Linked DNA regions of Mus musculus: region 2 is linked to region 1. A link is a contact called in ENCODE Hi-C or POLR2A ChIA-PET data. All regions are on one chromosome and are shown on one strand. Each heading gives the region's core, a stretch centred on a gene start or an enhancer-like site at or near the end of the contact. The rest is flanking DNA. Distances are from core to core; before and after follow the strand shown.

Region 1 (6,915 bases), core at 2,779-5,278:
TTACCCGGAGGCCATCTCACCAGCCCTGGGTTTTTGTGGTTTTGTGAAACTCATTATGCAGTCCTTTCTGGCCTGGAATTCACTATGTGAACCAGGCTCAGACCTGTGGTGATCCTTCTGCCTCCTGAGTGCTGGGGTTATATGCAGGAGCCAGTCACCGTTGACTTTATCCTGCTGGCGACCCTCTGTGTCATATGTGCACGGTTGCCTGCCCACACGAGGGTGTTCTCCTCTTCCTCTGTCCCCCCTCAGACCCCTGGGGCTTTGCTAGGCCTCCCCTGCCCCAGATCCTCCCTAACTGTGGTAATGGGTCGGGACTGGCAGAGTCTGCTGAGTGACTATAGCTGAACTCTGATTTCCTGGTTCTACACGGAGGTGGAAGCAGTCATCATCTTGGTTTGAGAATGGGAATGACAAGAGAGCGTGCTAAGATAAGTTTAAGTTGTCTTTCCTAAACACAGGGGACTTTGAGCTGGTCCCCATCTGGCTTCACCTGTCCCTACACAAAGGTGGAGACAAAGCTGAGGTTCCATCTCTGACAGGTGGGAAGCATGACGATGCCTCTGCCTCACCAACAGAGGCAGCTGTGAGCTACAGGCCAAAGAGGGCCCAGAAGTGCAGGGGGGGGGGGGAGAGCTGACATTCATAGCCGACTTCACAGCTGATCTTTCTCAGGACTGTCCCATGGCCCCTTCCTTCCCTTGCCTTCACACTTATCCTGTCAGTCCTGAGACCTGTCAATATTTTGTTTTTTGAGATAGCTTCTCTGTGTATCCCTGGCTGTCTTGGAACTAGCTGTGTAGACCAGTCTAGCCTCGAACTCAAGAGATCTGCCTGCCTCTGCCTACTGAGTGCTGGGACTAAAGGCGTGCGCCACCACTGGTGAACTTCCACTCACGGTTTATAGCATGGGAGTTACGTGTCCTGTTTCACCAGCTGTCTTGGTTCTGCTGGAATCCTATTGGGTCTGCTTGTGCTTTTACAGGACTGGGGTTGAAGCTGTGCTACTGAGGATTAAAGAGGAAAAGCATCAGGCTCCCCCGCCATGCGCCATGCTCAGCACATGCATAGGCAGGCTATCGCTCCGCAGCTGCTCCCATCATAGTCTTGGATCCTTCCAAGGCACTGACCTCACCCAATTCTTTCTCACTTTTCTCCTCCATTTGACTGTGGACGGAATCAATACTCAGGGGGATGCGCTAGCTCTAAGATTTCTGCAGCTTTGCCTCTCCTGAGCGGAAGCCCCGTGAAGGCAAGGGAGCTAGCTGATGGACTCTTTGTGGTCTTCTTCCTCTTTGCTCTGGAGACCCAACCAGGTGTTCTTAGGGGAAGGAGCACGTGAGTAGCCAAGAGGCTAAAAGCTGGTTCTCCCACATTCCAGGGTAAGTGACTGGGTAGAGGGTGTGTCTGCCTCAGGCTGCTTGGAGGAGGTCCCCTGAAGGGCCAGAGAAAATCCTACCCAGAGCCCTTGGTTTTCCAGCAGCCCTGACCTAGAGGAAAGGAGCCTGTCGTTCTGAAGATGAAGAGTGGAGCCTATGGGGGTGGGCAGATTGTGTCCTGGGACAATGGGGTACCTAGAAGAGAAAGGAATCTCCTTTCGTTTGAGGTCTACCTGGGGGTCGTGTGTCTGTAAATGGGGTGGAGAGAGGAGAAGACACAGATCTTATAACGTAGATGCAGGAAATGCTGACAGTTCAGTGTAGAGAACTTACTCAATTCATATAGCCTCCGAAGCTATCTCCTCAGGCAACGCAAAACAAACCAGTTGGAGCCGCAAGACATCTAATGGCTTATCGAGTCCCACACCCTCGATTCTTTGCTAATTTTATGGTTTTGCTTTTGAGACAATCTACTGTAGCCTAAGATAGCCCCAAACTCAAATGTAGCTGAGACTGACTGACCCTGAGCGCTGGAATTCCAGACACATGCATATCTTTTGCTAGGCAATAATCGCTCTACCAGCTGTACTCCCACATTCCAGGGTAAGTGACTGGAATTCTCACTTACTATATCCCTTTAAAAATTCCCTGAGTGGGATGGTTGTAGCCAGAGGGAAAAGGCACCAACAACTGCTTGTCACTTTCCAAATTTGGTAGCCTGAACAAACCACTTATCAAGACAACAACTATATATCATTTCTTTTCTTCTCTCTCTCTCTCTCTCTCTCTCTCTCTCTCACTCTCTCTCTCTCTCTCTCTTTTGAAAGAGTCTCACTACTATGTAGCCCTTGATAACCTAGAACTCACTATGTAGTCCAGGCTTGGCCTTCAGCTCGCAGAGGTCCACTTGCCTTGGGAGTTGAGAGATTAAAGGGATGCATCTCCACATGTGTCCAACAGTGCTTTTTAAAAATATTTTTAAAACCATGCTTACAGCCAGGCATAGTGGGCGTGCCTTTAATCCCAGTACTGGGGAGGCAGAGGTAGGTAGAGTTCTGAGTTGGAGGCTAGCCACATAGTAAGTCCCAGGATAGCTAGAACTATGTAAAGACCATGTCTCAAAAAAGATGCAAACATGTGTGTGTGTATATGTGTGTGTGTGTGTGTATATCTTGTTTGTTTAGTGTGTATGTGTGTGTACACTTGCACATAAAGGTCAGAGTACCACATTACAGGAGTCAGTTTTCTCCTTTTATCATGTATGGATGGAACACGGGTCCATCCATAGCATCCTTAGCAGCAGGTATCCTTATCCACTGAGCTATCTCAGCAGCCCCACATTGCTTATTGGATGTTTTTGGATGAGGATAGTTATATTAAAAAGGTTTCTGGTGTTGGTCTGGGTAGTTACCCTTTAACCCATCTCTAGAGCCTGTCTCTTGAGTTTGAGGCCAGCCTGGTATATGTAGCTAGACAAAGTTTCAAAAATGAACAGAATCCTGGGACTAGAACCCATTTGTAGAATGCTTGCATAAGAAGCTCTGGGTTCAATTTCCTGCATCTCCAGAGGGATTTTGTTCTGTAGTTTTAGTTTTTCAAGACAGAGTTTCTCTGTGTAGCCCTGGCTGTCCTGGAACTCACTCTGTAGACAAGGCTGGCCTCGAACTCAGAAATCCTTCTACCTCTACTTCAGGAGTGCTGGGATTAAAGATGTGCGCTGCCCTCCTCCACCCCAATTTGTTTTTGTTTTTTAAGGGCCCCGGTAAACAGTAAATTAACATGTGCATCCTGTTTGTCTTTGTAATGACTCAAATGTTGGGCTTCTGACCACTAGAGGGCAGCAGGCAGATACTAATGGAGTGGGCGGAGAGAAGGGTAATCAGGAGCAGACCAGACTCGCGGATAAACCAAACAGCACCGCCAGCCGACCCTAGGCGAGGAGAGCGCCACAGGCACCAAGGGAAGACTTGAAGTAGTGTCTGATCTCTACCGCTTCAGCAACCATCGCGTTTGGGTGGGCTCCAGACAGGCAAAGTGCCAGCAAATGGTCTCTGTAGCTGACTAGACAGACTATCAGACCCAAACCACCACTGGACCGTGAATGTTGCCCAGTGTGTTGCCTAGCCGCTTTCAGAATCCCAGCTTCTGGGTGTTGTGGAGGAAACCCCTTAGCCTCGGTAACTTTCACCAGGCCCTTCTTGTCTCTAGACCTCTAGACAGTTGGAAGCATCAGTCTTGACCCAGCCACCGGTTCAGATTCCTTGCCTTGCTTTCTCCTCCCCAGTTCAGCCCTGGCCAGGCCCCCAGGAAGAATTTCCAGGGCCAGAGGGCAGCCTAAGGCACAGATGCCCACCCCTGCAATGTTCCCGCCACCTGCCCAGTTCAGTACCCAGGGCCCAACCCCAGAGGGTGCGGAATGACAGATTCTGACAATCATTAAACCAGCCAGGCCTGATTTCCCAGCACCGCCTGCTAGGATCTGGGCCAAGTGGCACGGAATATGCAAATCACCTGGGACAGGGAGCCCAGTCTGAAGGCCAGGAAATCCCCAGCATCCAATGAGCCACCAGCTCAGGTTACAACCGGGGACGTACGCCGAAGACCTGGAGGGGAGGAGCTCCTGCTTTGCTCTATTTAGAGCGGGTGGGGGCAGCGCCCTGGCCACACTCATCACTGCTACCTGCGGAGCCTTCGACCGCTTAGATTTCTTCCCTTCCTGTGGCCTCAGAAGCCTGCTCACCCGCCTGCCACACCGAACCCTGACACACCTCGGTACGGTCACATTCCCTAACTCTGGCTTCAGGAACCGTCCAGTGGATTTACAGTTCTGAACTTAATCACTCAGGCTTGGAGGTTCCTAGCTGGAGTGTTGGGGCTACTGTGGGTGTATTCTGGGACTGGTCAGAGACCAGATCGGTGTCTTGGAGGGACAGGGTGGCTTCTTTGGTTCAGGAGCCCACGTGATTTGTGGAGAGAGCCCCAGAAGAATTTGTATCATGGTCCCACCCGCTTTGAGATTATTTTTATTTTTCGGAGCCGAATTTCCCAGTTTGGCGCCAGCTGGCCTGACCCTTCTAGGCTCAAGAGAGCATCCAACCTCAGCTTCCCCAAGTAGCTGGCTCTTGGTGGTGATGGTGGTGGTGGTGGTGGTGGTGGTGGTGGTGGTGGTGGTGTGTGTGTGTTTGTGTGTGTGTGGTGGAGGGGGGGGGTGTTGAAGAGAGAATGTCTACAGCAACACTGAACTTCCTGCCTCTCGGCTGTTGCTGCCCAGGCTTTGCCAGACAGAAATGGAAGTGTACCCTGACCTGTACCCTCCCCACCTTGTCTCCTCTTCCCAGGGGCCCTCATGGCTGCCACCTGTGAGATCAGCAACGTTTTTAGTAACTACTTCAACGCCATGTACAGCTCAGAAGACCCCACCCTGGCTCCTGCTCCTCCGACTACCTTTGGCACTGAAGACTTGGTGTTGACCCTGAACAACCAACAGATGACACTGGAAGGTCCAGGTGAGTGCTGTGTAAAATCTTTACAGACAGGACACCAATGATCTGAGAGGCTCTTAGATGATAAATGGACAGGGAGGAAGGGTATCCTGGAGTTAGTGGCTGGGGAGGATTTATTCATTCATATGTTTGTGTAGTACTGGGGAAAGAACCCAAACAAGACCTTATTTATGCTAGACTGTGTTCCTAGTCCCGAGAAGACTGTAGTGGCTGAGGTGGTGGGAATATAAGAACTGTGGTGACAGATTAAGGGAGGATGAACTTGAGAACTAGCCATGTTGTGATTGTGGATATGTATCTGTCCCTCTCCGCCCCTCCTCGGGTTGTGTAGGACCTCAGACAAGATCCCAAAGGGACAGGACTGATCCTCTGGCTGTACTCCACCTTGCAGAGAAGGCAAGCTGGACTAGCGAGCGGCCCCAGTTCTGGTCGAAGACCCAGGTTCTGGAGTGGATCAGCTACCAAGTGGAGAAGAACAAGTATGACGCCAGCTCCATCGACTTCTCCCGCTGCGACATGGACGGAGCCACCCTCTGCAGCTGTGCGCTGGAGGAGCTGCGGCTAGTCTTTGGACCTCTGGGAGACCAGCTCCATGCCCAGCTTCGGGACCTCAGTAAGTCTAGGCTGGGAGCCACAGGGCCTAGAGAGTGAGCGAGGTGGCTGGGACTTGGGCAGGAGGGTGCAGCCATCGAGCCCCTGCCGGAACCATGGTCAGTGACGCTCTCCCTCCCTGCCTCCGCCAGCCTCCAACTCTTCTGATGAACTCAGCTGGATCATCGAGCTGCTGGAGAAGGATGGCATGTCCTTCCAAGAGAGCCTAGGCGACTCGGGCCCCTTTGGTGAGAACCCATTTTCTCCCTTTTTCCTCCCTAGCTTGTCTTGTCCCATCTGTAACTCCTCCAGAGTGCTAGAGATATTCTCTCCCAACTTGAAAATAAGTCCATAGTCATTTCTGTGGTCCCTGGAGGGTCGTGCCTGTCCTTGCTGGTATCCTGGGCCTCTCTAAGCTCTTAACTTCTTTTCTCAGATCAGGGAAGTCCTTTTGCCCAGGAACTCCTGGATGATGGCCGCCAGGCCAGTCCCTACTACTGCAGTACCTATGGCCCTGGAGCGCCCTCCCCCGGCAGCTCTGATGTCTCCACTGCAAGTAAGTCCTGCCCTTGCCACAGCCTGCCTTCTCCAAGTGCCCTAGAGTGCATCGAGTTCTTAGAATACTCATTCAGTATCTGAAGTCTGGGTAGGCAGTGACTGGGTAGGCTGGCCCTGGCATTGAAGTGGTATTTTTCACCCCTAGGGACCGCTACTCCCCAGAGTTCCCATGCTTCTGACTCCGGTGGAAGTGATGTGGACCTGGACCTCACCGAGAGCAAGGTCTTCCCTAGAGGTGAGTTGAGGGCTGTTCTTGGGGGTCCTGTCCATGGGGTCTAGCCACTCCCCTCTGCCCTATGGCTGCAGTTTCTGTAGCAAGGCTCCCTGTTGACACCCTGCCCTTACCTTCTCTTGACCTTCCAACCCCCTTCCCATAGATGGCTTTCCTGACTATAAGAAGGGGGAACCCAAGCACGGGAAGAGGAAACGGGGGCGTCCCAGAAAGCTGAGCAAGGAATACTGGGACTGTCTGGAGGGCAAGAAGAGCAAGCACGGTAAGCTCTAAGGGCTGCCAGGCCTGTGGGCGGAGGGATACTATTCCTTCAGCTTCCACTGGCCTCTCACAGCCGCTGGAACTCATTGCATTGACGGGGCTCCATGGCATTTGTTACTGCCTCTTTACAGAGGCCTGCTTGGACTTAGAGAAGAAGGGAACTGAGGGTCCTAGGAGAGGCCATGGAGAGAGTCCAGCCTTCCCACACTCTTCCTCTTTAACTATCCCTGTACTTGGCCCCTGTCTTGCCTGATGGAACTTTCCGATGGGGAGGAGGCAGCTGGTGGGTGCTCAGAGCCAGGCAGGCTGGGGTGGCTGCGACTCCAGGCACAGCCTGCTGAAAGAGCCTCGGGCCTTGTGTGCTCCAGCTGCTCTGAACCACCTGGAGGTC
Region 2 (6,498 bases), core at 1,562-4,061, 62 kb after region 1:
TGTTGGGGAAGGGCTGGCTCCTCTTTGCCAGGTATCAACACCTGAGCAAGCAAACTGGTATCAGGGTAGAGAGAGAATCTGGACTAATAAAGAAGGATGCTCGGTGGGGAGATAGCCACAGCTGTATTTGGACCAGCAGCCTGCTTGGCGCTGTCTTTGCCCATCTGCAGCTGCTGTACAACTTACCTGGATATAACCACACAACACCCTCAGACTTTGCCAAGCAAATCAGCCTATTGCAGCGGCAAGAGCTTTGCTGTCCTTCCCTGAGCAAGGGAGAGGCCTGTGGATTGGTGGCACTTGTACCCAAGCTTGCTACACCCTGAGTGCATTTGTTAGTTAAATCAATGCTTTCTTTCTTCACTCTGCGACTGCAGGCATTGACTAGGAGGAGGCTTGAGGGTGGCCGGAGGCTTCTTCCCTGACAGAGGCAGTTGTGAGCCAGGGAGTCTGGTTTGACCCTGGGGGAGTCAGGAGAACCAAGGCTGGGCTTGGGAACTTACTAAAGTTGCCCCTGCAGAAACCAAAACAGCTTATGTGATGGGGAGATTAAAAAAAAAAAAAAAAAAAAAAAAAAACCAAAACACTGTTGAACGTCAGCTTCACATATATTTACTATCAACTCAGTGATAGTATCTAGCCCAGCTTAGTACTCATCTTGAAGGGAGATAGCCACCTCCGTAGTATTGGCAACTGGGAGTTTAGGTTGAAGATATTTTAGGGGTGGCATCTGTAATCTTAATATCCGGGAGGCTAAGTCAGGGGGATGGTAAATCAAGGCTGGGTTACATAGTGGGGCCTTGTTTCTAAATTTAAGTAAATAAATAATAAATTGACTAACAAAATGAATAAACATGGCTCCAGGGCTGGAACTGTGCCTTTGTTGGTAGAGAGCAAGCCTAGCAAGCGCAAAGCCTTGGGTACCATCCTTCGCAGGACTAAGACTAGAGTGCTGCTGTAGCTCTGGGACGTGAAGGTAGGAGTATCAGTTCAAGTCCATGCTCAGCTACGCAGAGCTTGAAGTCAGTGTAGGGCAGATGGACTCTCAGAAACAAAGAAATAGAAGCTGATGGGATGGCCCAGTGGTTAAGAGCATTTGTTGTTCTTGCAGAGGACTCGATGTAGTTCCCGGCACCTACACTGGGCAGCTCATAAATCTAGTTCCAGAGGATTCTACCCTTCTTCTGGCCTCAGAGGGCACCTGCACATGCATGTAGGCATACATGCTATGCATATACGTTTTTTGTTTTTGTTTTTGTTTTTTTTGTTTTTTGAGACAGGGTTTCTCTGTGTAGCCCTGGCTGTCCTGGAACTCACTCTGTAGACCAGGCTGGCCTCGAACTCAGAAATCTGCCTGCCTCTGCCTCCCGAGTGCTGGGATTAAAGGCGTGCGCCACCGCGCCCAGCACATATAAGTATTTTTTAATTAAAAATAAGGAAGAATAATTAAGGGTTGGGGCTCAGTAGTAGAGAATTTGTCTAATATGCATGAAGACTTAAATTCTTAGTCTAGGGGAAAAGTCACATGCAAAAAATAAATAAATATAAAAAGGCCTTTCATTGAGAGGGAGGGAGGGGGCTTTGAAGAATGAGACCAGGTATAAATCACTAAGTAACAGATCAAAACACCAGTGATTCCCGCCTTGCCTTTAATCTCAGCCCTCAGGAGGCAGAGGCAAGAGGGTAGATCTCTCACTTCAAGTCCAGCCTGGTCTACAGAGTGAATTCCAGGACAGCCACGTCCTCACTGAGAAACCTTATCTCAAAAAACAAGACAAACCAAAACCAAAACCAAAACTGCCAGAGATTCAATAACTGGTAGGAAAAGCCAGGCCTAGGGTACATGCTTTTAAGCCCAGCATTCATTTGAGAGGGGAGAGTCAGGGAGACCTCAGAGAGTTTGAGGCCAGCCAGATCTACATAATGAGTTCCAAGCCAGCTACAGCTACATAGTAAGACCTGGATGCCTCCATTGACGATTGGTCTTTGGAGAAGTTCCTCAGATAAAATAGAGTTCTTTAGCTGGACAGAAGCTATGGCCATGCTAGCGTAGGAGATGAAGATCAAGTCATGTAAATGGGGGCTGGTGAGATGGCTCAGCAGTTAGGAACCCTTGTCATTCTTGCTGAGGACTTGGTCAGTCCCCGGTATCCACCCGGTTGCAGCTTAGAACTATACACAGGCACATACACATGCAGCCAAAACGCTCACACACATAAAATAAGCAAATCTTAAAAGAATTAAAAACAAATAAATAAGCTCATGCAAATAGCCCTAGACTGTGGGTCTGATCTGTAGACTATGAGAGATGTTTGGTACAAGAATGTAGAAGTCATGACTCCTTTGGGGGTTGAACAACCCTTTCCCAAGAGTCGCCTAAGACCTGGGACAACACAGATTTACATTATAATTCATAACAGTAGCAAAATTAGTTATGAAATAGCAACAAAAATAAGCTTATGGTTGGGCTCACCACAACATGAGGAACTGTATTAAAGGGCCCCAGCATTAGGAAGGCTGAGAGCCACTGCTCTAGAGGCAATGGGGCTCACGCTGGAGTGTGTCACAGGTCTCTGGGTCTGTAGGACAGTTGAGCAGACCTCATGATGAAGAAGGAGAAGCTTTGGAGTTGGGGACGAGAGGGAGGGGACCTCCAGCTGACCCCAGGGAGAAGGCTCATGGGCTGGAAAACAGGATCGCAGGTGCCAAACAGGTCCTTGCGCATGGAAACAGGCTTTGTTGACTTTGGCAGCCCCACCCTCAGCCTCCTCCTGCCCCATGAGGGCCTGAAACTGACACTGGGCCATTCTGGGGGGTTGGAGATGTTCCCAGTCCAGTCCTGTTCAGGCCAGCTGCAGCAGGCTGCTTGCGCTCCTGGCTTGCAAGAGGGCTTAAGAGGCACAAGGGGCTGGTACCCAGGCCCCGCAGGTGAAGGCCAGGGCTGGGGGACATTAAGACTGAAGGATTGGTCTCTTTTTCTCAGACTGTAAGCCCAGCTGAAGGAGATGACTGTTATAAGGACTGCTCCAGGGTGTCCCCTCAGGGGCCTGACATCCAGATAAGTGCTAATTAACCACCACAACAAATCGGCAGTTAAAGAAACAGATGTCCACAACCAGACTGACCGGGAAGGGACAAAGTGGCAGGGCCAGCTCTGCTGTACCACTTGGCAGCAGCCTCTTGGGTTGAGCGGGCATCTCATTCATCTGCCCGCATCAAGGGAGAAACTCAGGTCTCTCCTGACTTGACTGAAGGATTAGGTGGAAGCCATCACTGGGAAGGAGGGGATGAGAGATAAGGAAAAAAAAGCAGTCAATGGAGAAAGATAGGCACGAAAGGGAATAGAGCCTTTAATCCCAGCACTTGGGAGGCAGAGGCAGGCAGATTTCTGAGTTCGAGGCCAGCCTGGTCTACAGAGTGAGTTCCAGGATATCCAGGGCTGCACAGAGAAACCCTGTCTGGAAAAACCAAAATCAAAAAAAAAAAAAAAAGGGAATAGAGAACTGTGTGTGCTCACGTGTGTACATGTACACATATGAAATGTGTGTATTACTTGTGTATATACATTATTGTTATTGTTGTTGTTATAATTTTGAAACAAGGTCTCACCATGTAACCCTGGCTAGCTGTGTAGACCAGTCTGGCTCCAACTCTTAGAGATCCAACTGCTTCTGCCTCTGCAGTGATGGTGTTCAAGACAAATACCACTTCATCTGGCCTTAAAAAATTTTAAACAGTTTTTAAATTCACTTTGTAGACCAGGCTGGCCTCGAACTCAGAAATCCGCCTGCCTTTGCTTCCCGAGTGCTGGGATTAAAGAGGCGTGCGCCACCACGCCCGGCTTTTTTTTTTTTTTTTGTTTTGTTTTGTTTTGTTTTGTTTTGTTTTGTTTTTTGAGACAGGGTTTCTCTGTATAGCCCAGGCTGTCCTGGAACTCACTTTGTAGACTAGGCTGGCCTCGAAATCAGAAATCCACTTGCCTCTGCCTCCCAGGTGCTGGGATTAAAGGCATGTGCCACCACGCCCGGCTTTAAACGTTTTTGATAAATTATTTCATGTAGCAAGCCGGCCTGCCGCTTACAAGGACTGGGTACACCTGGGAGGCAGGCTGGGGCTGAAAGATCCAGAGAAATAATGGAGCCAAGATGATTCCCTGTTCAAGGCTCAATGTTTACTAGCAGTCTGTGCTTATAAAGGGGGGAAGCCCATCCCCTGCCATGCCAGGCTTCTTGATGTTTTGTTGCCACATTGTTAGCACTAGTCCGCCAGAGCCGTTAGCAGTAAGTCGCCAGTTCCACTCTTGGTGCCTGGAGTCATTCCAGGCTGCCAGGCTGGCAGTTTATTCAGGAATCTCTCAGGAAGACAGGTTCAGACTCTTGGCAGGTGGCAGAATCTCAGGGCAGTTGTCACTTCAAAAGAAGCCAGCCAAGTCAGAAAGCTGCACCGCAGGTGGGCCCACCTCAGTAACAAGGTTTGTACCAGCCCGCTTCAGGCTGGGGGAGGCTACAGTTTCACTTATCCCAGGCTGGCCTTGAACCTCTGATCCTCCTGCCTCTACCTCCCCAGTACTGGAATGGCGCTGAGATTACAGGCCTGAGCCACCCTGCCCAGTCTTGTGTGGTTTTGGAAACAGAAGCCAGAGCTCGATCGACTGAGCTACACCCAGAGTCCAACACTGAACAAATGTATTTACTGTTTGCCCAGCTGGCCTTAAATGTGTGATCTTCCTGCCTCAGTCTTCCAAGTGTTTTGATTTCAGGTGTGTACCTCAGAACCCAGCTCCAGTGTTCTACACTTTGTTACATCCCTTTTCAGAGAGCTCTCAGAAAGGTAGAAAGGTGATCTAAGAAGACCATCATGAAGGATGGAGAGGTGGGGTAGCACAGAATTCCAGGAATACGCTTTCTGGGCAAGGCAAAAGGACCAGCAATAGGAGAGTAGGAGGGAAGAGCAGGAGAAGTGCCACACACAGGCCATAGCCGACCTTGGTTCTTGTGGGCAAGCACCCTTCAGCTTATCACCCTGGTGCTGGCCAGTTCAGGGCTTCCTGTTCCATTTCTGCTGGCCATGTAGTCAGTGTTCCAGCTTACAGTTATCCCTACAGGCAGGGAGTTCAGTGGGCCAAAACCTTAGGACTACCCTCAGCAACTGGACTCCAGCAGTCTTTGCTTCCTGTCTTTGAGATAGATGCCTCTATTTTCTGCGCCCTAATTTGAGGGAAGTTGAGCACTCAGGGAGCTGTAAGCCCAGAGTAAGTTGCAGAGGCTGCGAGGGTGAAGGAGAAGCTGGAGGACTTGGGCTGTAACCTGAGGTTTCTCAACCCAGGTCCTGACTTTATTATCTCTGCATCAAAGTCTCCCTGCCCATCCTGTAGGAGATCTAATTACAATAACAGTAAACCAGTAACAGCTGCTATTTACTGAAAGCATTCCTTGGGCCATACATACCTCCAGATAAGTGCACTTATTTTAATTTACATCTAAAATAGCAAGAAAGACAATTCTTATGTTCTTTTGATTTTTTAATGTGGTTTTGTTTTGTTTTGTTTTGTTTTTTTGGTTTTTCGAGACAGGGTTTCTCTGTGTAGCCCTGGCTGTCCTGGAACTCACTTTGTAGACCAGGCTGGCCTCGAACTCAGAGATCTGCCTGCCTCTGCCTCCCAAGTGCTGGGATTAAAGGCGTGTGCCACCACTGCCCGGCTGTGGTTTTGATTTTTAAAATTTTTGTTTCTTGAGACAGGGTAGCTCTGGCTGTCCTGGAATTCCCCCTGCAGACCAAGCTGACCTCAAATTCAGAGATCTGCCTGCCTCTACCTCCTGAGTATTAGGCTTAAGGTGTACTCCACACCTGGATGTTTCAATTTTTTTGAGGCAGGGTCTCTCAAGACTCAGTCTAACATTAGTCGGTCTGAACTTGCTGTGGAGCTGAGGATAACCTTGAATTATTGATCATCCTGAGGCCATCTCCCAAACGCTGAGGTTTTATAGATAATGCATTTGTGTGCATGGTATGTGTGTGTATGTGTGCATGTTCACATGTGTATGAACATATGTATGTGTGCATGTGTACTCATGTGTGTGTAGAGGCCAAGGTTGATTTCAAGACACTTCTTGGATTGTTCTTTAACCTTCTTTTTAAAATTATTTACTTTTATTTTATGTGTATGAGTGTTTTGCCTGGTGTCCACAAAAGCCACAAGAAGATATTGGATCCCCTGGAAATGAAGTTCCTGGGAGTTGTGAGCCTTCATGTGCCTGCTGAGACTTGAACCCAGGAAGAGGAGCTTAGCCATTGCCACAGGTTTGCTGGCCTGAGCATCCTCTCAGCCAACCCAGCCTGCCAGTGCTCCCCAACTTCCCAACCTACCAGGGCTATCCAACTTCCCAGACTTTTCTTCCCCCACCCCCCCACCCCCCATTGAAATATCTTGAGTGGCCAAGATCTTTCTATGTAAGCATGAGATCAGATCTCCAGCAGCTTCCTGGAGCCAGATGCAGC

The links. A loop is a pair of places that touch in the nucleus more often than their neighbours do. ChIA-PET counts read pairs that join two places held with the same protein, here RNA polymerase II (POLR2A).
Region 2: POLR2A ChIA-PET joins it to region 1 with 73 read pairs in embryonic stem cell. The contact joins the enhancer-like site here to the promoter of Elf3 in region 1. A Hi-C loop is called at or near these places in 5 of 37 maps with a recorded cell type or tissue (gastrocnemius, mouse embryonic stem cell and mouse trophoblast stem cell). POLR2A ChIA-PET finds 5 or more read pairs at or near these places in 4 of 5 experiments (Patski and embryonic stem cell).

The regions. Positions count from the first base shown.
Region 1 is chr1:135,255,585-135,262,499 of GRCm38, reverse strand. Elf3 (E74-like factor 3) reads left to right here and starts at 4,028. Exons shown (of 9, transcript NM_007921.3): 1 at 4,028-4,151; 2 at 4,718-4,885; 3 at 5,274-5,495; 4 at 5,626-5,721; 5 at 5,910-6,029; 6 at 6,177-6,266; 7 at 6,409-6,525. The coding sequence starts at 4,726.
Region 2 is chr1:135,192,399-135,198,896 of GRCm38, reverse strand. It overlaps Gm41955 (a long non-coding RNA gene), which reads left to right. Exons shown (of 3, transcript XR_001779868.1): 2 at 6,169-6,498. Among named protein-coding and RNA genes, the nearest start is that of Gm41955, 6.4 kb to the left of the region's middle. Within about 2 kb of position 2,811, at least 1 of the 3 ENCODE cell types and tissues checked has a DNase peak (open chromatin) inside an H3K27ac peak, as active enhancers do; it is gastrocnemius, where a contact is called at or near this core.